Regions from separate parts of the Mus musculus genome. Here all the other regions are linked to region 2. Evidence: chromatin loops called from intact Hi-C (ENCODE). Cell type or tissue: left cerebral cortex. All regions are shown on one strand. Region 1 overlaps Purb (purine rich element binding protein B). Region 2 holds the start of Ccm2 (cerebral cavernous malformation 2). Region 3 overlaps Ccm2 (cerebral cavernous malformation 2).

Region 1 (8,000 bases), 84 kb after region 2:
GGAAAGTCCAAGAAAATGAGCAGGGGCATACTCTGAGCATGGTGTATGTGGGAATTTGGAGGTTTTGTAAAACCCTTTTCTCCAAGCCCATGTCACTATCCATTGAACCAAAGTCCTCAGGAGTCTGGAAAGTCGGGAGGTTGGGCCAAAAGTCTAGAAACTTGGCTGTAGGTCAGCGTGACACACTTTTTTACAGAGTCTGTGGTTTTGCATATTTTTTTGGCAGGCAAGTATATTTTAGTTATTTTTCTGTGACCTTGATATTTGAAATTAAGATTGTCAGTGTATTTGGACTTTTTTTTTCCCCTGAAGTTAGAACAGTTGTATTAGGCATTTACTCTTGTGAATCTTTATGCAGATGTCTTACCAGTCTTGTGAATAAAGTGCAGATGACATACTTTGTATTGTAGGAATCTCACTGCCCATCCTGTCTGCCAGTGGCTCTGTTAGGCTAGGTTCTTCACTCCAAAGCTGGGACTTAATGTCCTTCTAGTTGGGAATCTTCAGAAGTAATTTGAATGAGTTCAAACCAAATCTTGATAGCAGGAGACAGCTTCCTGGTCTAGATGTACAATTAGCTTAGGTTGGAATTAAAGAGGGTTTGGGAATGTCTTTAGTCTCTGTGTAAATACCAACGTGCTTATTATGCATCGTAAACCAGTGTGTATGCCTGTGTATGGGTCTGTAGAGCTGGTTTCTGCTTCAAGTGAAGCTGCACCTTTGATTTTATAAGGTCCCCTCCACCCGGAACCCTATAAACGTTTGTAAATAGAACACTAAAATTTGTAGCGATAGGATCAATTTGGGAAATATCTGCTGAGAGACCAAAAAGTTCATTTTTTTAAGTACCTTGGTTAAAGAGTAAAGATTATTCCTCTTATTTTTTAAAAGAAGTATGCACTTTAACAAACACAGCTGCATGGGCAATTCAAACAAATCCATGAAGTGCAGTACCCATCCAGAAACCACACTTCCTGAAAACCGTTCAAAGCAGAGTCCAGACGGGCTGGTGATCTCACTGCCTGTAGGTTGAAGCTCAGATTCTGATAAATTGTGAGACAAGCAGGGCTGCTTCAAAGAGCAATGTGAATACAGCCAGAAGCTTCAGACAGGTCTGTAAAATGGCGGGTCCCGTATTTACCACTAACTAGCAAAACTGACAGAAAAACTCATAGAAATAAAGTTAAGAATCCTTCCTGCTGGTGTGCACTCCTTCCAATAGCAGACTTTTGCAAATGGAGTTTTACAGTCTATATTTAAAAAATTGTATGTTTGTAACAAATAAAGTATGCGGAAAAGTGAATGACAGTCTTGTGCCCTTGCCTCTTATTTAAGGGATTGCATGGTGATTAGGGAAGGAACTATTATCATCCTTTGTAGTTCACAAATGGCTGTGGGTTTGAAGAAGTCCCCACTTGAAGTGACCTGAAATCTAGCCATGTTCAGATCATCCGGGTTTCTGTTGAATAAGTCAGAGCAGATTAGAAGGGCTCACAAAAACTTGCTGCCTCAGACGTTCCCTCGTTTACATTGAACTGACTAAGCAGCAAATTAGGCCAGTCTTCTCTTGCCCAAATGCTAGAGGGAAAACAAGAAGATGGTGCTCAGTGGTCTTGGCCAGAGAGTCTCAGTCTCTTTGTTTCAGGAACTGCTGTATCCATATCCAAGGGAATCTTTCTGGGATATAGCCATGGGTACCTATCATACTAGAAATGGGAGGTTTCTTAAGACAGTCATACATATGATCCACTGTCAGAGTAATGACACCATTCCATTTGACTCCTGGAGCACACCATAGACTTCTGGAAGACTAAGTGGACAGTGAACACGTGCTATATCAAGTTTTGTCAGCTGGACTCCTGGAGAAGGTCTCATAATTCTGATCAGCCTGGAGAACTTGTGCCAGACATCAGTCTGTGTAAGTGACATTTCTGAAAATGAAGGGTGGAATTGGGGAAGATGGAAGTTTAGCCAGGAGTGGTGGCACAGACTTAATCTGAGTAGGTAGATCTCAGGTAATTCAAGGCCAGCCTGGCCTACATGACAAATACTAGGCCAGCCATAACATAGTAAGACCTGGTCTCAAAAAAACAAAAAGTTTATTAATCTTATCCACAGAGACCACACTTAGGTGCATACACATAATTTTTCTGTGAATATGCCTTTGTGCAGTCTGGCATTGGTTATTAGGGACAGGGACAGGATAGTTGAGAGAGTTCTGGGTTCTCATGTCCGGGTCAACTGGGCCAGAATCTGGAGACATATGAGATCTGATGTGTGGACCTTGATAAGCTTCCCCAGGGTGGTTTTACTGTGTAGTGAGAGCTAAGAAGCAGTGCCTTGTGGGATCTGAAGGTACAAGGAAGGGGCGATGATTAAAGTCTTAAGGGTTTCTGCCAAAGCAGTCCTCAATGTACAGCTATCCTGAGCCTCCAGCCTGCTATGGTGCTTGCAGAATGATGAGAAAGACGGAACTACAATCCTCCAGCACTGTCTTCAGGTCCTTGGCTAAAATCCCTGGGGTGGGTTTACACAGAGACCCCTTTACTTTGCACTTCAGTTGCCCAAGACCTTGCAGCATGGATTCTGAGTTTGGACCTAGGAAAGAAGCTGTTCTAAGAATCCTTCTGGCAGTGTTGATGCTATTGATTTAAGGACTGAACTTAAAGATGAGATACAGTACAAAGGGGATGATGATTCAGCAGGTAAAGGCACTTAATGCCAAGCCTCATGACCAAGGTTCCATCCCAAGGGCCCACATGGTGGAAAGAGAGAACTGACCTTACTTGTCCTCGGTGGTTCACACTTCCACCTGTGCACCATGGTATATACCCACACACATACACAGAAAATAATAAAACTGTAAAGCAGGTTGTGGTGGAATACCTAATCCCATCTCTTTGGTAGGCTGAAGCAGGAAGATCAACGTAATTTTGAGGTAAACCTGGGCTATATAGCAAGACCATGAATCAAAAGTAAATGGGAGGAGGGGCTGAAGAGATGGCTCTATGGTTAAGAGCACGTACTGATCCGGATTTGACTTCCAGCACCAACTCAGTAGCTCACAACTATTTGTAACTCCAGTTTCTGGGGATTTAGTTCGTGCTCCCAGCCTCTCTGGGTATTACACACAGACACAAGCAGGTAATACACATAAAACGCTTAAAAGATTTTGTTTTTGTTTTTTTTTCGAGACAGGGACTCACTTTGTAGACCAGGCTGGCCTCGAACTCAGAAATCCGCCTGCCTCTGCCTCCCGAGTGCTGGGATTAAAGGCGTGCGCCACCACGCCCGGTTTAAAAGATTTTTTTAAAGCACAGATCAACTGACAGGTTTAGTTCATCCCTAAATCCTCCTAGCATTTGGGAAGCAAGGAAGGTGGATCTGCCTGAGCTTGAGGCCAGACTAGTCTACATAGTGAGTTCCATAGCCTGGACTATGTAGAGAGACCCTATCAAAGACAAAACAAAAACCAACGAAACCCCCTAGATGTATTCAGAGCAGGATCTTTTGGCACACTGAAGCTTCTCAGGGTTGCCAGGCCAACCTAGCTTCCGAGGAAGCACTGAGACTTTTGGAAACGAGAGCCACCTGGTGGTCATGGCCAAAATCTCAGTTACTTCTTAAAAAATATATATTATGTATATAAGCACTCTCTTCAGACACACCAGAAGAGGGCATCAGATCCCATAACAAATGGTTGTGAGCCACCAATGTTGCTGGGAGTTGAACTCGGGACCTCTGGAGGAGCAGTCAGTGCTCTTAACTACTGAGTCATCTCTCCAGCCCCTCAGTAACTGTTCTGAGGTTAGATTATTCATAAGTTCGGTTAATTATTGAGTAGCTATTATATGTTATACTAGATGTAGAAGACATGGCCCACAGTTTGGGTGGAAGTCACGGTTTAGCCAGTAGAAAGCATTTATGAAGCACTAAAATGGCAATAGATGTTGTCATCAACAGCACCATTCCTAACTCAAGCATTGCTCCTTACAAGAGACAGCTGCAGAGAAACTGAAAGAAAGGCATGACCCTGCCGGTGGCGCATGCCTTTAATCCCAGCACTCGGGAGGCAGAGGCAGGCAGATTTCTGAGTTCGAAGCCAGCCTGGTCTACAAAGCGAGTTCCAGGACAGCCAAGGCTATACAGAGAAACCCTGTCTGGAAAAAAAAACCTAACCAACACAAACAAAACACCAGAAAGGTATGATCCCTATACCTGTGACCTGTAAGGATTTAGATCTCAGTGTTAGAGCCAGGCAACGTGAGTCTTTCTCAAAACCAAACTAACCTCAGCGAGAGAGGTTTTTCCAAAGCTCTGTAAAGATGGTGAAGGTAGCAGCTGCTGATGAGTTAGTATACGTCCATTTGAACATTGCCATAGGGTGCTATTAAGTCACAACATTTGACAAGTGGCTATTGCATTTATATGTTCGTTTATTTATTTACTTATTGGGTTGTTTTGTCTTGTTTTGTTTTGTTTTGTTTTGAGACAGGGTTTATCTGTGCAGCTTGGCTGTCCTGAAACTCACTCTGGACCAGGAGACCTTGAAGTCAGGCATCTCTCTGCCTCTGCATCTTGAGTGCTGGGATTAAAGGCTTATACCACCACTGCATGGCTAAATGCACTGATTTTTATCAAGAAAATATGGGCTGGAGAGATCGCTCAGTGGTTACTGCTCTAGCAGAGGGCGTGAATGCAATACCCAGTACCAAACTGGGATAGCCTCTGACCTGTACTCACATGGTCATACCCACACCTGCACGGAATTTTAAATGAGAGCTTTGTGTGACTTTAATCCCAGCACTTGGGAGGCAGGGGGAGGCTGATCTCTGTGAGTTCAAAGCCAGCCTGGTGTCTACATAGTGAGTTTCAGGACAGCCAGAGTTACATAGTGAAACCCTGCCTCAAAATACAAAGCAAAACATAGTCTGCGTGGTGAGGTCAAAGGCCTGAGCACCATCCCACATTTTATCATTAAGCTGCCACAAGACACACAACTCTTACGCAGAAATTAAGTTGAAAAACAATTTCTTGTTCTAAATTCCACTCCAACCCAGATGCAATGAAATTTCTTGTGTCTGTAGAGTTGACAGAAAGTGTGTTTATTACTCTGGATCTGAGAGAACCCATTAGATGCTTGCACCACACAAATCCATTCTCCTCCCTGGAGGCAGACATTTCCCTTTCAGTAAACACATTTATTTAAAATGAGTAAGCTGGGGCTGGAGAGATGGCTCTGTGGTTAAAAATGTTGGTTCCTCTTTCAGAGTTGGATTCCTAGCACCCATATGAGAGCTCACAGCTTAATTTTTAACCATTACTTTTTTTTTTTTTGGAGACGGTTTCTCTGTGTAGTCCTGGCTGTTCTGGAACTCACTTTGTAGACCAGGCTGGCCTCAAACTCAGAAATCCGCCTGCCTCTGCCTCCCAAGTGCTGGGATCAAAGGCATGCGCCACCACGCCCTGCTCACCATTTTTTTAAAGATTTTAAAATTTATTTATGTACATGAGTGCTTAATTTACATGACAGAAGAGAGTGTCAGATCCATTACAGATGGTTGTGAGCCACCTTGTGGTTGCTGGGAATTGAACTCAAGAACCTCTGTAAGAGCGTTCAGTGCTCTTAACCACTGAGCCATCTCTCTAGCTGCCGAGACTCACCATTTTTTTTTTTTAAGATTTATTTTTTTATCATTAAGTACACTGTAGGTACCAGAAGAGGGTGTCAGATCTCATTATGGGTGGTTGTGAGCCACCATGTGGTTGCTGGGATTTGAACTTAGGACCTTTGGAAGAACAGTCAGTTCTCCTAACCGCTGAGCCATCTCTCCAGCCCGAGACTCACCATTTTTAACTACAGCTATAATAAGTTATCATAAGACAACATAAGAGAAAACTGAATAAAGTCTAATTGGTGAAAGGTTACATCTTTACCAGAACCAGGTGTGCCTTAATCCTTCTTACATCTAGATGTAGACTATTTTTACATTAATTGTAAAAATAATTTAGGGGAGAAGTTTCTTTGCAGTCACAACTCTGAAGTCACATGGTTATACAAATCCTGGTGCATTGCAGCGGCAAACATGAAACACACTTAACCTTCTTGTCAGTCACCTAGGAGGACTTATCAGACACCCAAGAAGTAGAGACTAGATGCGTTTCTGTAACATCAGGAGCTCAGCACTACAGTAGGAGGAGAAGCAGTGTCTTTTCCTTATGGTTCCAGACAGCAGGGAAGGAGGCTATGGGGAAGAGAACCGTAATTGTTACAGCTGAGAAGTCACCTTGATGCCACCTTCATTTTTATTATGCATGATGGCGTAGCTGAAGCTCAATAAATCAGAAGTCTGGTTGTTATGGTTGGTTGGTTGTTATGTGGGAGAGTGTTTTTGTTGCTGTTTTGTGTCTTGTTTTTGTTTTTTTAAGACAAGGTCTCTATATGCAGCCTTGGCTGCCCTGGAACTCACTCTGTAGATCAGGCTAGTCTGGAACTCACAGAGATCTGCCGACCTCTGCCTAGGCACAGAAGGACCTCGCAAGCCTCCCCTGTTAGAATCTCATGTAGCCCTGCCTGTCCTAGAACCTGTGATGCAAAAAGCTGGCCTGAAACTCACAGAAATTCACCTGTCTCCACCTCTACATAGAGTGCTGGGACTGAGGCACCATGTTAGCAAAAACTCTTTTAATAATAAAACTTTTCCTCTGCTGAGACCTCACGTGGTGTCCTTGTGTACTTTATGCTGCCTCTGGACTCCGGCTCTTTGTGCCTCAACCTGCCAAGTGTTGGGATTACAAGTGCCATCATGCTTAAGTATAACTCCCATTTTCAACTGGAATTTGCATTTATCACTGGAACTAAACACAATCATAAGGGCTCACATTATGGAATGTTTACATTTTATGAAACTAAAAGAAACTATGAAGACAAATTTTAAATTTTTTTCAAGGTTGGGTGCTCTCTACTAGAAGTCAAAAGATAGTAACCGAAAATGTACGTGCACTGAGATGTCTATATTTTTCAATACAAAATCCCCTGAGAATTGAGTCTTTCCTTTATGTGGAACTTGCTCTGCTGAGGCCCTTCTGAATGGAGGTTTTTGTCTATAAAAAGTATTATATTCTGGGATTTGGGGAAATAACTTAAATGGAAAGGCACTTGCTATGAAACCATGGGAACTTTGATTCTTGATTCCCTATGAAGAGCCAGGTGTGGTGCATTTTGTGTGTGATCCCAACACTGGATAGGTGCATTTCCTTAGCTAGACCATGTAGCCAAATCAGTGAGTGCCATGTCCCAGTGAGAGAATCTGTCACAAAATATAGGGCTGATAGCCTCTGAGAAACATCCAGTGTTGACATCTGGCCTTCATATACAACATATATATGTGCATGTGCACTCAACCCCCAATACATGCATAATGCATACATAATACATATATACATACATACATACATACATACATAAAATATAATATGCAGCTCAGTTGATAGCATGCTTACCTAGCATGCATGATGCCTGGAGTTTAATTCCCTGTATCACAAAAACTGGGCATGGTAGCACATGACTATAATCTCAGCACTTCGGGGACAGAGGCAGGAAGATTAGAAATTTAAGATCAGCCGGGCTGTGGTAGCTCACGCCTTTAATCCCAGCACTTGGGAGGCAGAGGCAGGCAGATTTCTGAGTTCAAGGCCAGCCTGGTCTACAAAGCGAGTTCCAGGACAGCCAGGGTTATACAGAGAAACCCTGTCTCGAAAAAAACAAAACAAAACAAAAAATTTAAGATCATCTTCACTATTACACAGAGCACTCAAGGCCAGCCAAGAAACCCATGTTTAAAAAGTAAATTTTGTATATATGTACACACACACACACATGTATGTATGTGTACCACATGCAGGCCAGATGCCCACAGAGGCTAGATGTCAGATCTCCTGGACTGGAGTTACACTGAAATGAGCAACCACCTGAATGCTAGAAATCAAACCTGGGCTCC
Region 2 (8,000 bases):
GGCTGCACTTCCTAGGTCGAAGCTGCTGGCTGTCTGTGCCTGGCACTGGTGGTGCTGACCAACATTCATCTAATGGGTAAGTAAGCAGATTACTGCAGCACACCTCTATAACAGCTTCAGTGTACATAGACCAACATTAATCTCCTGTAGCCCATTAGTCTCAGCAGATTTATGGGTGTCTCTACTGCTTCTCAGCTTCTGACTGACCTTCAGTAGTAGCCCCAGATCCCACACAAGCCAGGGATGGTCAGACTCTGTCTCAAGGAAAAAGAAATCTATCTGTATGGTGTGTGTGTGTATCTGAGTGTATGCCACCCTTACTGGGTGCCTATGGAGGCCAGATGAAGGCATCAAATTCCCTGGAACTGGCGTTAGTCCCACACCCTACAGGTTATTTATTCTTTGACTGCCATATGCCAATTAGTGGACACACCAACTAAGTAAGGGGCTGGAGAGTTTCTTCCTCGTACAGAGAGCTCAGGGTTCCATTCCAGCCCCAACACTGCAGCTCACACCTTTCTGTAACTCCAATTCCAGGGGATCTAACACCCTTTTCTCCTCCTTGGCCACCTGCACACATATGGTGGACAAACATACATTTACGCAAAACATTCATATACATAAGAAATCTAAGAAATTAAAAATAATAATTTTAAAAAGTATTTACTAGGGCTGGTGAGATGGCTCAGTGGTTAAGAGCACTGACTGCTCTTCCAAAGGTCCTGAGTTCAAATCCCAGCAACCACATGGTGGCTCACAACCACCCGTAATGAGATCTGACACCCTCTTCTGGTGCGTCTGACATCAGCTATAATGTCCTTATGTATAATAATAAATAAATATTTTTTTAAAAAAGTATTTACTAGCCAGATGTGTTGGTACATGCCTGCAATCTCAATACCTAGGAAGAAAACTGTCACAAATTTAAAGCCAGTAAGTTTGAGGTAGCCAAGTCTACACAGTAGAGACCAAAGAGGAACTAGAGATGAAGCACAATTGGTAGATTTCTTGCCTAGCATGCACAAAGCTTGTGGGATTGATCCTACACACACACACACACACACACCACACACACACAACTACACACACAACCATACCCCACACCCCACCCCTCCCCCCCCCACACACACACACACAGAAGTGAGGGATTAATTTGAGGGTCCGGGATATAGTTTAATTAGCAAAGCATTTGCCTAGCTTGAACAAAGCCCTGGGGTCATTCCAACAATCCTTAAATCCAGACAAGAAGGTACATGCCTGCAATCCCAGTTCTCCGAAGGCAGAGGCAGGAGGGTCAGAAGTTGAATAATTCAGTCATTCTTAGCTTCAAAATGAGTTCTAGACCAGCCTGGTCTGTTAAGTGCCTGTCCTTAAAAATGGGTAAGAAAGGGTCTGGTGAGATGGCTCAGCAGTTGAGAGCGCCCACTGCTCTTCCAAAGGTCCTGAGTTCAAATCCTAGAAACCACATGGTGGCTCACAACCATCCGTAACGAAATCTGATGCTCTCTTCTAGAGTGTCTGAAGACAGCCTACAGTGTGCTTACATATAATAAATAAATATTTTTTTAAAAAATGGGTAAGAAACAGGTGTGGTGGTGCACACCTTTAATCCCAGCACTCAGGAGGCAGAGACAGGAGGATTTCTGAGTTCGAGGTCAGCCTGGTCTACAAAGTGAGTTCCAGGACAGCCAGGGCTGCACAGAGAAACCCTGTCTCGAGAAAAAAAAAAAAAGGGTAAGAAAACAGAATGTAGCTTAAATTGATAGAATGCCTGAATGCCTATCACACACAAAGCCCTGGATTTAGTCCCCATGTGCATACCTATGATCTCAGCCCTCAGAGGAAGGCAAAAGATCAGAGTTAAAGGTCATCCATACTTGACTACATAGTAGGTTTCACACTAGTCTGGGCTTTGTGAGACCCTGTCTTGGCAAAGGAGGGCAGAGAAGGTTACATTGCATCATATACAGTATAGCATAATACTACAATATACAAGATCTGAGACTATTTAATACATAGGAGGCTTATTCAGGTATGGAGAGATGGCTCAGGAGTTAAAACCACTTACTGTTTGTTCTTGAAGAGGATTCTAGTTTAATTCCCAACATCTTATCTTGTGGCTTATAACTACTTCTAAGACCACCTCCAGGGAGATTCATTACCTCTGGCCTTCGCAGGTAGCCACACGTACCTGAGCAGACCCAGACATGCACATATACGAAATTAAAAGGGGCTGGACCAATGGCTCAGCAATTAAGAACACTGGCTGCTGGCACAGACTTGATGCACCAGAGAGAGGGGATACGCAGGGGTAACCCCACACTCTCAGAAGAGAAGGGGAGAGGGATGGAAGGAGACTCTGTGAGGGAAGACCAGAAAGGGGGAGGGGCAGCGTTTGGGATATAAATAAAATAAATTAGTTAATTAAAAACAAAAAGATCACTGGCCGTTCTTCCAGAGGACTAGGGTTCAGTTCCCAGCACTTACAGGGCAGCTCACAACTGCCTGTAGCTCCAGTTCCAGGGGATCTGACACTCTCACACAGGTGTACACACAGGCAAAGCACCAATGTACATAAAATAAAAATAAATCATTAAAAATTTCAATTAAAAGTAAACTTTTAATATAAAAACAAGAGCCTCATTCACCAAACACAGGTCTTTCAGTCTGAGAGGTACCAGCCACTCTACAAACATCAAGTGGTCACTCTACAGCCCTTCACAAGGCCCACAACGTCAGCCAGTTTTTCTGATGCACTCATTCCTCTGGCTTGGCCTGGGATTGATCCAGCTCTACAACAGCTAGCTCTGCAAGCTCTCTAGCTTTTCTTGCATCTCCATGACTGCGGGTTCATGAACATAACTGGTTCAACAGACTGTTTGATAGAGATATACAGTCACCATACTTTTGTTGCTATAGTCGCTTGAATATGGCAGGACAACACCTGGGGCCACTTCCAGAAAATCTACTTGGTCCTTGGTATCACCAGCAGTACACTGATCTCTCTGTCTGAATTAAAGGCCAGAGTAAAACTATTGCTTGATAAGACAGCAAGTATCAGAGACCTGGAAAGGGCCTGCCAATCCAGTTTTGAGACAGGTTCTTTTATATTCCAGGTTGGCCATGGTCCATAGTAAGCTGCCAAGGATGACCTTGAACTTGTGAGCCTCTGACCTCCCCCTCCCAAGTGCCAGGGTTACAATATACCATCATGCCTCTGGAGCATCCTAAGCACCGGAGATCCAAACCAGGGCTTCATACCTAGCAGGCAAGCACTACACCAAACAAACTACATCTTCAGCACCCATTCATACTTTCATAGGCTCGTCTGCACTTTTTTGAAAGAGCTGGGTGCATTTAAACGTCCAAACGTAAAATGTATTAAAAGTTTGAATTTGTAGCCAGGCTGTTGTGGTGCACACCATTAGTCCCATCAGAGACAGGACAATCTCTTAGGTTTAAGAGCAGCCTGACCAACAGAGCCAGTTCCTGGACACCCAGATCTACACAGGGAATCTGTCTTGGTAGGAAATGGGATGAATTCATTAAATGTTTAAAACAAGTACCTCTTGTTAACTGACCATTATGAAAACCACTTAAGAGGCTAGCGAGATGGCTCAGTGGGTAAGGGTACTGACTGCTCTTCTAAAGGTCCTGAATTCAAATCCCAGCAACCACATGGTGGCTTACAACCACCCACAATGAGATTTGACGCCCTCTTCTGGTGTATCTTAAGTTAGCTACAGTGAACTTATGTATAATAAATAAATCTTTAAAAAAAAAAAAGGGGGGGGGAGAAAAACACTTAAACTCCTAAGTTGGAGGAGATACTTCATATTAAACAGCACCTTAAGAAGTCAGGTATAGGGCTGGAAAGAGGGCTCAGCAGTTAAGAGTACTGATTGCTCTTCCTGAGTTCAATTCCCAGAAACCACACGGTGGCTCACAACCATGTGTAATGAAATCCGATGCCCTCTTCTAGTGTGTCTGAAGAGAGCAATGGTGTACTCATATACATAAAATAATAAATCTTTAAAAAGGGGGAGGGGGGCTGGCGAGATGGCTCTACTGGTAAGAGCACTGACTGTTCTTCTGAAGGTCCTGAGTTCAAATCCCAGAAACCACCCGTAATGAGATCTGGTGCCCTCTTCTGGTGGCGTCTGAAGACAGCTACAGTGTACTTATGTATTATAAATAAATTTTAATAAAATAAAAATAAAAAAGTCAGGTGTTGTAGCCCAGCGTTTAACCCAGTACTGAAAGGCAGGACCTCAGTGATTTCAAGGCCAGCCTGATCTAGACATCTGAGTTTCAGGACAGCCAGGGCTACATAACAGAGAAAGTGTATCTCAAAGACAAACATATTAGGAAGGTTCTGCAAGCTCCTTATAGGAAGATACCTGGTAAACTGTGTTCAGTCATGGCCTACATAGAAACTCAGGTCCCAAAGGTTGTCTCACTTGTTTACAGGGAACAAACTAAAGCAGGTGACAGAATGCCTACAACTGCTAGCATAGATCCCTACACACGCATTATCTCCTTTAACTGAGACACTGAAATTAACCACTGCCTTTTTCTGTACTTATTTTTTTTTCACTGCATATAACTGTAAGATTGTCTTGCTACAAGAGCTGGGCATGGTGGTGCACGCCTTTAATCCCAGCACTTGGGAGGCAGAGGCAAGTGGCTTTCTGAGTTCGAGGCCAGCCTGGTCTACAGAGTGAGTTCCAGGACAGCCAGGGATACACAGAGAAACCCTGTCTTGAAAAACAAAACAAAAAGAGATTGTCTTGCTACTGATCCAAAAGCTCAGGGGGAAGTCTTAATGCCTCTCTCTGCTCCTCAGCCTTCTACCCAAACTGGTATGATATACAAGACAACATAAACCGCCAGGCAATTTGTCCCAAACAAGAACGTGGGCCAGGTGTCTTACAGGGCACTTAGAGTGTGAGACAAATACAATGTCTCCAGGGATGTAGGCTACTGGCATTGCAAAGACCAGCTGGCACGGTTCAGCATCAGCCACACTTGGGCCAAGTCCTTCCTCAACAGCACCCTCTTTTCTAGCTAAGTCCTTTTACAATGCTCAAACCCCTTCTATACTTGTAGGCTGAATTGCTTTGTTGGGCCCATTTCCCAGCTTTAAACCATCTTTGGAGGTAACAAGTTGACAGGACATCTAAATAACAAGTGCAACTTTCTGTCTTCAAACAAAAGAAAGTGGGGGCAGCGCTGCTGGCCTGGATTCCCTGAAGGCCACCTGGCCACTCTATTTCAAGTAAGACTTTCTGAAAAATGGGACACCTCCTAAAACAAGGTGGTGAGTGGTGTGGCCAATTAAAGGCTACAAGGAGGCCGGGTGGTGCTGAGCTAGGACATCAAAGTCTGTTTTAAACTTGTCCACAACGTGCACACATTTATCAAATGAAAATGACAGGCAAACATGAAGATTGCAAAGCATTTATTTGAAAGGGATACATTTTATCAAAGCCCACTTTTCGCTTTAAAGGCAGTTTAAGCGGTTCATTCCCACATGGTCTTCCCAGGCTTCTTAAAATGTTCTTTATCAACTACTCAAGCCTGTAATTAAAGCCACATTTTTAAACTACAGAAACGAAGGAGCCTCTTGAACCATGTCCTAAATCTTACTGCCAAACATAACGTCACTAAAATCACTCAGTGGTATTAAATAGGAGCGACAGTCGACGAGAGAACCCGCCGAAAAGCTAAGTCCATCTTTGCTTTTACTGGACATCCAAAAACAAAGCCAAGTGGGCAGCAAAAGCCTCGCCGGTCACGGCACAGCCCAGTGGCCCAAGTTCCAGCCCAGGCCACCTTCTGGCCCCTCACTGGGCCCACTTCCTTTGTGGCCCCAGGCCGGCGCGCGGGGAAGGCGGGCCCCCTGACAGGCCGTCTGGAGCAGGCCGGGGGCGAGCGGCAAAGGGGACGCCCCCACCGGAAAGGCGCGGCACTTCCTCCGGGAGCCGCAGGCCCACCTGACCGCTGTCCCTGCCCGCTCAGCCGCCCGCCCGCCCGCCCACCCCGAGGGACCCCCACCCCACGCCCCGGCCCGGCGGCAGGACGCGCCGGTGAGCGCTCACCTTCTTGCCCTTCTTGCCCTCCTCCTCCATGTCGCCGCGTGCGGCCCCCGCGGCCCGCCCCGGGAGCCCCACTGCCAGCGGCCGCTACATGCTCGCTCTGGGCCCGCCACCCCCGCGCTCACCGCGCCGCCGGCCCGCCCGCAGTCTCCGCCCCGGCCGCGCCCCACCCGCACTTCCGGACCTAGGGAGCCCGCCCACTCCGGAGACCCCGCCCCCTCACGCCCCGCCCACTGCCTCGGCGCTCCCGCACTTCCGCCTAGAGGCACTCGCTGGGCCCAAGGAGGGCGATACCAAGAAGGGCGATTCCCTGTTTTTCCCAAAGCCCCTGAAGAGACCCAGGGTCACCCCGGGCCCCTCCATGCCTCCTCAGGGCGGGAGGAGCACACCTGCCTACCCCAGTCCTTCCCATCCCCTCTGGAAAGGCGCCCCAGTACCCCCCCCCCCATCCCTAGCTCTCCCGAACCCTTCAGGGCCGCGCGGGAGTGGCTCCAACTTTTCAATTCTGCCGCCATCTTTAGGGTGGCCGACTTCCCAGCCTGCCTCGCGATTAGGGAGGCGGGCCACATGCCCCTGGGAAGGGACAGAGTCAGTCTCCAATCCGGGTTCTGGGCGCGCTGCCACTTGGCATCCCTCTCTTTTTACTCTGAGCCACAAGGAAACCCTTTTCTAGTAACTTTCTATTCTGGCTGGGCGTGGCGGCGCACTCCTGTGTAATCATAGCACCTGGCTGCTAGAGACAGGAAAATGAGTTCAGGATCAACCGTTGGACCAGAGTCTCATAAAAGAATCCAAAAATGTACAATAGCTGCCAACAGCAACCTTCTAGGTAGTGTATGCAACCTGTTGTCTGTATGGGTTGTCCTAAAACATCTTGAAGATAGTATTCTGGCTGGGCAGTGGTGGCGCATGCCTTTAATCCCAGCATTTGGCAGGCGGATTTCTGAGTTTGAGGCCAGCCTGGTCTACAGAGTGAGTTCCAGGACTATACAAAGAAAACCTGTCTCGAAAAAAAAAAAAAAAAAAAAAAAAAAAAAGCATTCTGATGGATATTCACATTCCTGAGTTTATGGTGTTTCTAATCTAGGCTTCAGCCACCCACACACAAATGCAAAGGTGCTTTTGGGAAGCTGGAAGGTATAAGGAAATCAGGGTTCACAATGGCCAGGTCATCATATCCATGCTCTAAGGCTCAAGTTCAACTTCCTTCGCCTCCAGATCTACACCTCTAAGAAGAAATGTTTAATGAAAATAAAATTTAAAACATGATAGCTGAGAGGCAGTTCACAGGGTATGGCTGTGGGTTCCCTGGAAAGTTATGGACCCTATGGTCCACCCAAGCCTCTATGTTCACTAATCTCACACCCAAGCCAAAACTATGTGTAATGTGTGTGTGTAAAATTTTAAAGCTTTATTCTCTCCTACCCTTGGTACATCAGGAAGGTAAAAATTACAAGAGCACGGGCATTCGGGCCCTGCCAGAGTAAAGTTATAGATTTTTTAAAATTATTTTTATTTTATTTTCATTTGTGTTTTGCCTGCATATGCATCTATGTGAAGGTGTCAGAACTCCTGGAGCTGGAGTTACAGATGGTGGTAAGCTGCCATGTGGGTGATGGAAATCGAACCCAGGTCCTTTTGAAGAACAGCCAGCACTCTTAACCACTGAGCCATCTCTCCAGCACCTACATAGTTAACAGACATCATATATAGTTACCACATTCACAGAACAATTTCAGAGGATCAGGTGATTTTTCAAAAGCAAGTTGGCACCCCAACAGGTCTTTGTTTTGCTGTTATGCCAACCCACAGTATGGAATTTACTGATCCTAAACTAATACTAAACTGGGCCATGGTGGTGCATGCATTTAATCCCAGCACTTGGGAGGCAGAAGCAGGCAG
Region 3 (8,000 bases), 48 kb before region 2:
TGCAGAAATAGCAGAAGAGATCCTAACTCTAGGCCTAGAGTCTGAAGCTATGAGGACACCTCCTGATCAGCAAGCAGCTCCAGGCCCCCAGGTGGAGGAAACTCCCACAGTGACCCCTTGGGTGGGGAACAAAGTTGACCTGGTTGTAGAACAAGTATCCAAGGCTCTTCCTGAGCCCTGCCAGGAGGGGATAAGCACCACCTTAGGCTGTAAGCCCCTCACTGCAGAGGCAATTCCAGATCTGCAGGAAGGAGCAAGCCCCAGCTTGTGTCCAGTCCTTCCTGAGAAGAAGGAAGAAGGCCAGGGCCTTCCCTCGACACTGGAGTATGTGGCTGTGGCTTTAGAGGGGCCCTGGAAGGCTGAGGGAGGTGTCACAATACCGCAGGACCCCCTTATGACATTGCCCCCACTCTTGCAAAGTACAGTTCCCACCTCAGGCCCAGAGTCTGTGGCGGTAGTCGCACTAGAGCCCCAGCAGAATGAAGGGTGTGTCACAGTACTCCCTGATGTCCCCGTGGTATTACCTCCATCCCCACAAAGTGTAGATCCAAGCTCAGGTCCAGAGGCTATGGCCGTGGCTACATATGAGTTCCAGCGGGCTAAGGAAGGTACCCCAGGACTCCAGGATTCCCCTGTGGCCGCATCCCCAGCACTGCAAGGCCCAGATCCCACCTCAGAGCCAGAACCTGAAGTTGTGGTCACCTCGAGGTCCCAGCAGGATGAAGGGATTGTCACAGTACCCCAGGAGTCTCCTACAGCATCATCTCTAACCCTACAAAGCTCACATCCCACTTCGGACCAAGAACGCGAGGTTGCTGCCACACTGGGACCACAGCAGGCTGAGGAGGGCGTCACCATACCCCAGGTTGCCCCAGTAGCATCACCTTCATTGCTGCAAGGCTTAGAGTCAACCTCAGACCTAGAATCTGTGGTTGTAGGCACACCGGAGTCCCAGCAGGATGAAGGGATTGCCACAGCAACCCAGGACACCCCTGTGATGGCACCTCCACCCCTTCGAGGTACAGATTCCACCTCGGACCCAGAGCTGATAGCTCCAGACACCTCTCAGGCCCTGCAGAGAGAAGCAGGCCACACCCCAGGGACCAAGCCTTCTGTCTCTGAGGCCCATCAGGAATTGGGTGTGGCCTCAGGACCAAGGCCAGTGCCTAAGGAGGGGGATGCAGAGCCTCCTCCACACTCAGCACCCCCAGCTTCAAACCAGGCCCAACAGAATGGCTCAGAGCCAGGTTACAAGAGTGACAGCTTTGGGGCTCCAGAAGAGTCAGATTCCACTTTGAGCACAAAGACCTCTGAGCCCACATCGTGCATGGGGGAGAAAGTAGCTGCGAACATGTCTGCACCCAAGCAAGGAGCATGTCTTGAAGCCCATGATGGGGTCAAGACCCACTCACCTCAAAGAGAGGCCTTGAGGTCCAAGAACAAGCGTGGTAGAGGCACCAAATCACCAGGGCAGGGAAATGGGCCCAAGTCAGCAACATCCCAAGGTGCCGTGGAGACTTGCAGGGCACATTCTGCTGCTCGCTCTGAGGTCAGCCAGCCACAGCTGAGAAGCAACGAGGACACCTCAGGCCCCAGGCTGCCTGTGGCTGTATCTGTACAAGCCAGGCTAGGTTCCTGCCCAGGGTCCCCAGCGAGAGCCACATGCACACTGAGCAGGGTCTACGCTGAAGAGACTAGCAGGTGTGCACCACCCTTCCAGCATCTGGAGCCTATGCTGGGCCTGGGCAGTGCTGAACAGCCCAAGGTGACCCCTGGTATCCTTAATCTTTCCCCAGACAACTCTGCTGGTGACCTGCTCACCACATCTCAGAATAGGTTTCTGGACCCTGACCCTGCTCCCAGTACCCTCGACAGGGCATCCCAATCATCCCCGGGGCCTCCAGACCCCTGCCTGTGCCCCCCTCCCCAGAAAGCCTCTGAGGAAGAAGAGAAGCCCCCAGCCTCGCGTGGCCCGATGCCTCGGGCAGGAGCCCAGGGAGCTGCCGCCATCACCACCTCAGGATCCACAAAGCCTCCGGGAGCCCGGCAGCGTGTCAGCCTCTCACCTCACTCCACCCTCAACCCCAAGGTGGCCCCCACAGATACCAAAGACCTGGCTTGCATCATCTCAAGCCCCTGCCAAGTGCCTCCTCCCTCTGGGACCCAGAACCCATCAGGGCCTCGAGAGTTCCCAGCTCTTGAACAAAAGGATGAGGACAGCCTGGAGGAAGGTAAGGGGATGGGTGGGGGGAGGGGTGTGTGTGTGTGTCAGTGCTTGGGCCAGCTGGACTCTTCCCAGGGGGACACTAGAGGATGGGACTGGTGGACCCTCTGCATAGTAAGAGGCCCTCATACCTCGCCCCTCCCCCAGACGCGCAGAGGGCCCCAGGCTCCGGCCAGCGTTGGGAGAGCCACGGGGAGTCGTCCAGTGAGCTGGATGAGTACCTCGCCCCTCCCCCAGACGCGCAGAGGACCCCAGGCTCCGGCCAGCGTTCGGAGAGCCACGGGGAGTCGTCCAGTGAGCTGGGTGAGCAGGATCTCTCACCTCAGAAATCGCAGTGCCCGGCACAGGTGCTGGCCCCAGAACGGGGTGGGTCTCTCTGGGTGAGCATCGGCCCAGCTCCTACAGATGCTTAGCCTCCGCCTTCCTATAGGGCCCGGCAGGCAGCAACGAGGAGACCATTGCCAAAGCCAAGCAAAGCCGCAGTGAGAAGAAGGCTCGAAAGGTCAGCTGAGAGCCCCCCGAGAGGACTCTGGGAGAGGACATATATAAAGGGAGGCACCCTCACTAATGCCCCTCAAACCCGGTAGCCAGTGAAATACCTATCCCTGCAGAGGGTAGCAATCTAGTAACCCCTCCCTCCCCTAAACCCTGGAATGTCCTGAGGAGGCCCTTATAGAGGGGAAGGGCAGCCTTCCGGTCCCCAGAAAGGGCCTGAGTCTCCTGCTCTCTGCCTCAGGCAATGTCAAAACTAGGCTTGCGTCAGATTCAAGGAGTCACCAGGATCACCATCCAGAAGTCCAAGAATATCTTGTTTGTCATTGCCAAGCCGGATGTCTTCAAGAGCCCCGCCTCAGACACCTACGTGGTCTTTGGCGAGGCCAAGGTCTGTCGTGGCTGTGAGCGCGATGTGGTTTGGGGGAAGGGCCCCCGGGGTCAGTGAGCTCTCCTCACACAGCTGTCTGTACTGCAGATCGAGGACCTGTCCCAGCAAGTACACAAAGCTGCAGCAGAGAAGTTCAAGGTGCCCTCAGAGCCCTCAGCCCTGGTCCCTGAGCTGTCACCTGGGCCCCGTGTGAGGCCAGAGTGTGAGGAGCAAGAGGAGGAAGATGAGGAGGTGAGACCTCGAGGCTCCAGACACTTGGACGGGTGCCGGGGGCGAGGTGAAGGTTAGGGTAGGATTTTACCCTGCCTGGGCAGCACCCTGCTTCAAGGGGTCTCAGGCAGCTTAAGCCACCTCCTTATTCCCTTCCACTAGGTAGAGGAGGCTGGACTAGAACCTCGTGACATTGAACTGGTGATGGCCCAGGCCAATGTGACCCGGGCAAAGGCTGTGCGGGCCCTGAAGGACAACCACAGTGATATTGTCAATGCTATCATGGTGAGCACATATTGACTCCTTTTTCAGCCCAGATGTCTCTAGGGAGGTCCTTCGCAAAAGACCCTCTGCTAACATGACGCTTGCTTCTTCTGCAGGAACTGACAATGTAGCTGCTGACTGGAAGCAGGGGCGTCCTGCCTCTCCTCAGCTCTGCAGCTCAATAAAGCCGTGTCACATGATCACCCTCTGGAGTCCCCTCAGTTCTGTGGTATCATCTCATCACCCCTAGGTGTCTCATCAGGGCCTTTGATGTCTGGTCACTGCCCTCTAGTGTCCCTTGGTGTCTCCTCATCCTCACCCTGTGGCCCTGTCATCCCCCGGAGTCCCTTCACCTCTCTTTGGCAGCGTGCCCATGTAACCCCTGTCCCGGCTGCCCTGGTCCTTTACTTCCACATGTACCCCGCTGGTGTCCTGGTGGGGTCTCCACTTCAAGGAGAGAATTAGCTGCATGTAAATCGAGAGAGCAGCCAACAGTGTCTTGACTGCCTTGCCTTGGCCTAGGCTCCCATGTCTAGACCCAGGACAGGTGACAGGAGAATTCTGTCAAATACTGTCCTGAAGCCACAATACTGCTGAGGAAAGCATTCATGAGATCCCAGGGACACTGTGGCTTGTGCTGGATACAACTGAGGTGTTCAAAGAGCCCCAAGGGCTCTGCCACAACCATCCCAGGCCTTCTGTCTAGTACACAGAGCTTCCTCCCCAAGTATGGGCAACAGAGGCACGTGACCAGTCTCCTCGGCCTAGCTTTCTAGGGCAGGTCACTGACCCCAGGTCACGTCCCTCCTCTCCTGGTAGCTAGGGGGCTTCACAGGGACTAGAGGGTAGAGGCCAGAATGAAGTTGACAGGAAGTGAGGAGCTGACTGGCAGGGGACAGAGTGAGGGCCACAGGACCCACATCAGCCTTCCAGCAGCCCCGACTCTCAGCTCGTAGGCTGCCCTCTTCCTTATACAGTGCACTTCTGACCATCAAGGAGGCTTAGGGACAGGGACAGAGCATGGGACTGTCCTTGGAATAATCTATACACAGAATGCATAGATCAAGGCAGCCCTGGCGTGTACGAGATACCAACATGCCTGCTCCTGTCCCTTGTCCACAGAGCCAAAACAGAAGTACCAGTCATCTCTTCTACCCCAGCCCAGGATGCTATGGGCAGTCATGATCCAGTAGACAGGGGCCAGAATAGACCCCTCCCCACTTGTGACAACATGGCTTTCAACCAATTAGAATAGGAAAAAAAATGCTTGACAACTGGAGATTAAATTATTCACATTGCAGTAAACTTGTTTTTAAGGTCTCTGAGAAGTAGAAGAGGAAAGTCATGTGCAAATATCAGCTGTCCAGGGCCAGGCCGGCAGGACTGGCTCCCCTGCCAGCTGCCCCTGGCCCTCCCCGAGTGGGGATATGCTACAGGCATTGCTGAGCCCCTGAGGAATAGGCACAGAGGTTTCTGCCCTGTGGGGCACATGTCCTGTGGCAGCTCTCCACTCCTTCACAGTAGAGGACCTGGCCACCAGAGCTACCTTTCTCTTCAGCCCCTCCCTAGCTCCAAGCTGGGAAAGGCTGGCACTCAGGTCTGGGCACTCCTCCCAGGAAGGCCTGGGATGGCTGTGTGAGACAAGTGTGTGCTGTCCCGCTCCTTCACGCTGAGTCCTGGTCCATGCTGCAGCCTAGCGCTTCAATATCACTACTGATGTCTGAAATCATGCGGTCCCACTCATCCCCCTCTGAGGGCGCAGAGCGGTCATCAGGGCTGCCTGTGGTCCTGTTCCCATTGATGGTGGATGTGGAGGTGGTACTCAGGGCACGACGATGCCTACCAAAGCTGTCAGTGATGATGCCACGGCCGTCTTTCACGCCAATGGTCTCCAGGAAGTTTTCAAAGTGCTGACTGTCCTTCTCAGGTATGAAGGGTCTGAGACCTGGCAACACACAACCCGAGAGTGATACCTCAGAGTGACTCCTCAGAGTGACACCCCAGAGGGGCTCAGGACCCCAACCCCAAAGTGACATCTCAGAGGGGCTCAGAACCCCCACCCCAGAGTGACACCTCAGAGGGGCTCAGGACCCCCACCTCAGAGTGACACCTCAGAGGGGGCTCAGGACCCCAACCCCAGAGTGACACCTCAGAGGGGGCTCAGGACCCCAACCCCAGAGGGGGCTCAGGACCCCCACACCACACAAGCTGTGCCCTGGAGCCAGGTTTAATTAAACCTGACTGACAAGGGCCCCAGCTATGAATAGCTTGCCTTCTATCAATCTCACCCTCTAGCTTTGAGGCATGGCATCAGCCATCAGACCCTCGAAGCCCCTATCTAACAGGACAGAATGCAAAAGCCACAAAGCTATTGGCAATGAGGTCTGTCTTCAGAGCCAGGACTCATGCCGAAACCAGTCCTACTCAGGAAGACCATTATCTCAGAATCCCAAACCTTGATGTGGGCAGGCAGGCTGGGCCCCCACCCAGCCAGGATAAGGGTTTCATGAACACATCAGATGAGTTTACAGACCGCATTCTCCTGAGGTGGAGCCTTTAAGAGAACCCTGACATATCATGTTCACTACTAATTTCAGAACGCAGGAAACAGAAGCTAAGGCGCTCAAGGTCACCCTCCCCTACACAGAGAGTTTGAGGCCAGCCTGACCTGCATGAGACTCTGTATTCCTACAAAAGCCTGCTTAGGTGGGGGCCAGGAGGTGGTAGAGAGGCCTAGAAACAGTGCCAGACACAGGACTCTAAGCAGCAGGTATCCACAGCTCAACTTTCTTCCAACCTACTTTTTCTGAGATTCTTACTATATAGCTCAAAGCTAATCTTGAACTTGCTATCCTCCTGCCTCACGTCTCCTAAGTGCTCAGATTACATCTGGGTCCTGTCGTGCCTGGCTCTGTTGCCATTTCGGACATAGAGGTAGCAGCCGAGAACAAAATGGGAAGAAGCTGGCTTCAGGCTTCTGAATGTTCATTCTGGGCTAGATGCCAGGGACCTGGAATGTGAGCCTTGCTGGGTACCTGATCCTGCAGGGAGTGAGGTGCTCAGACTACGTCTAGTCTCTAGTCCTTCCTCACCACAGACAGCCCCAGGTAGATGCTGATGCTGATGCTCACCGGGCCTATACAACATAAGACCAGCTGGCCTCCCTGGTTTACTAGAGCACAGGAAGACCCTCAGAGCTTTCTGTGAGCTGAGCCATTCACTGTTCTGACTGCTGGAAGCAGGGGACGACACAGAGGGGAGGCTGATGTGGCAGCACTGTTCCTTCCACCGAGGCTGTTGTGGCAGCCTTACACCGAGACTGGCAGTGGCTCTGAAGGATGTGCCAGGCACTTTGTGAGTCTTGCACAAAGATGTACAAGAGAGGCGCCTTCTGTCTAGTTGGTGTCTTTGCTTCTCCACTCAACAAATTTCTACCTGTTCCCCAAAACCCACTGACAAAGGTACCCCCTTAAAGAGCCTGGACTCTTGCCAGCAGCACAGTTGAGATCTGATGGTTTTGTTTAGACTCAGTCTCAGGGCCTTCTCTCACTTCCTGGCAGAGCCCAACCAGCTCAGCTCAAGGCTCAGGCTCTGAGTAGAAGGAGAAGGGCCCTTCCAAGTACCTATGCCAGTCCTGCAGCCTCAGCCAAGCTATGATGAGACCCATGGGATGGAGCTCCTCCCTTCTGGACTCTGCACATTCCCAGAGGGGACCAGCGGCCCTCCGTGCCCCACTCACCAAGTAGCAGGAACTTGCGGCTGTCCCCATAGAGCTGCCGCAGGCTGATGCAAAACTCATGGATAGAGGCCCCATTGCGGTACTCATGTAGCAGAGCTGCGAACTGCTGGATCTCCTGTGATGACAGCTTCGTACGTAACTGTGAGGGAACAGAAGTGCAGAGTAAGGAGGGCTTAGTGTGGCCTTGCTGTAGAGGTAGAATGCCACCATGTGTCTGTCATCAGGGCCAACAGAGGAGCTACACAAGGAACCAGGGCAAACACAGATCTGCTGTCTTGAAACAAAAGGTTCCTCAGTAGGGCTAAAGAGAATGAAGCTAGCTCTGCGTGGAACAGCAAGGGTACACAGGGTGACCTGGGGGTACACAGAACCAGAAGGCTGACTTCAAACAGAGGCATCAGGCCCAGGCACCAGCAGAGCTGCTGTTTCGAATCAGTACCAGCATGGTCCAGACCAAACAGCCTAGCACCAACTCAGGCCCCCAGACCTCCCCCGCCCCCCCAGACCCAATAGTAAAGCCAGGCGAGTGAGGAGGCCACTGCCTACCGTGAGCATGTAGTCCTGCAGCAGTTCCGTGGCGCTGGTGCTCAGCTCGCTCTCACTGACAGTCTTGCTATGGGGTGATGTCTGCATGCAGAAGGGTAAGGGCGGCAGGCCTCCCACATCCCCAGAGTCCGGGA

The links. A loop is a pair of places that touch in the nucleus more often than their neighbours do. Peaks named below come from ENCODE experiments on the same cell type or tissue, not always from the same donor. Only the 100,000 strongest peaks of a DNase experiment are listed, where the experiment ranks them.
Region 1: it touches region 2 in a loop (1.9-fold over the local background); 9 of 42 quality-filtered maps call a loop at or near these places.
Region 3: a loop joins it to region 2, with 2.1 times the contacts of the local background. A loop is called at or near these places in 6 of 42 quality-filtered maps.

What each region holds. Positions count from the first base shown.
Region 1 is chr11:6,460,907-6,468,906 of GRCm38, reverse strand. Purb (purine rich element binding protein B) reads left to right here. Exons shown (of 1, transcript NM_011221.3): 1 at 1-1,308. Among named protein-coding and RNA genes, the nearest start is that of Purb, 11 kb to the left of the region's middle. In left cerebral cortex, a CTCF peak has its summit at 3,602 (motif pointing left); DNase peaks (open chromatin) are centred at 1,010 and 3,581.
Region 2 is chr11:6,545,131-6,553,130 of GRCm38, reverse strand. Ccm2 (cerebral cavernous malformation 2) reads right to left here and starts at 6,244. Exons shown (of 10, transcript NM_146014.3): 1 at 6,102-6,244. The coding sequence starts at 6,131. It also overlaps the pseudogene Gm24000. In left cerebral cortex, a CTCF peak has its summit at 4,166 (motif pointing left); DNase peaks (open chromatin) are centred at 5,276, 5,829, 6,338 and 6,690; H3K4me3 peaks cover 1,999 bases; H3K27ac peaks cover 1,851 bases.
Region 3 is chr11:6,593,607-6,601,606 of GRCm38, reverse strand. It overlaps Ccm2 (cerebral cavernous malformation 2), which reads right to left. Exons shown (of 10, transcript NM_146014.3): 8 at 7,867-8,000; 9 at 7,321-7,459; 10 at 4,846-5,526. The coding sequence ends at 5,246. Nacad (NAC alpha domain containing) reads left to right here. Exons shown (of 8, transcript NM_001081652.1): 2 at 1-2,231; 3 at 2,372-2,571; 4 at 2,655-2,726; 5 at 2,961-3,107; 6 at 3,195-3,338; 7 at 3,480-3,602; 8 at 3,698-3,784. The coding sequence ends at 3,712. Among named protein-coding and RNA genes, the nearest start is that of Nacad, 8.4 kb to the left of the region's middle. In left cerebral cortex, a CTCF peak has its summit at 3,821 (motif pointing left); DNase peaks (open chromatin) are centred at 4,323, 5,230, 6,596, 6,959 and 6 more places; H3K4me3 peaks cover 976 bases; H3K27ac peaks cover 2,299 bases.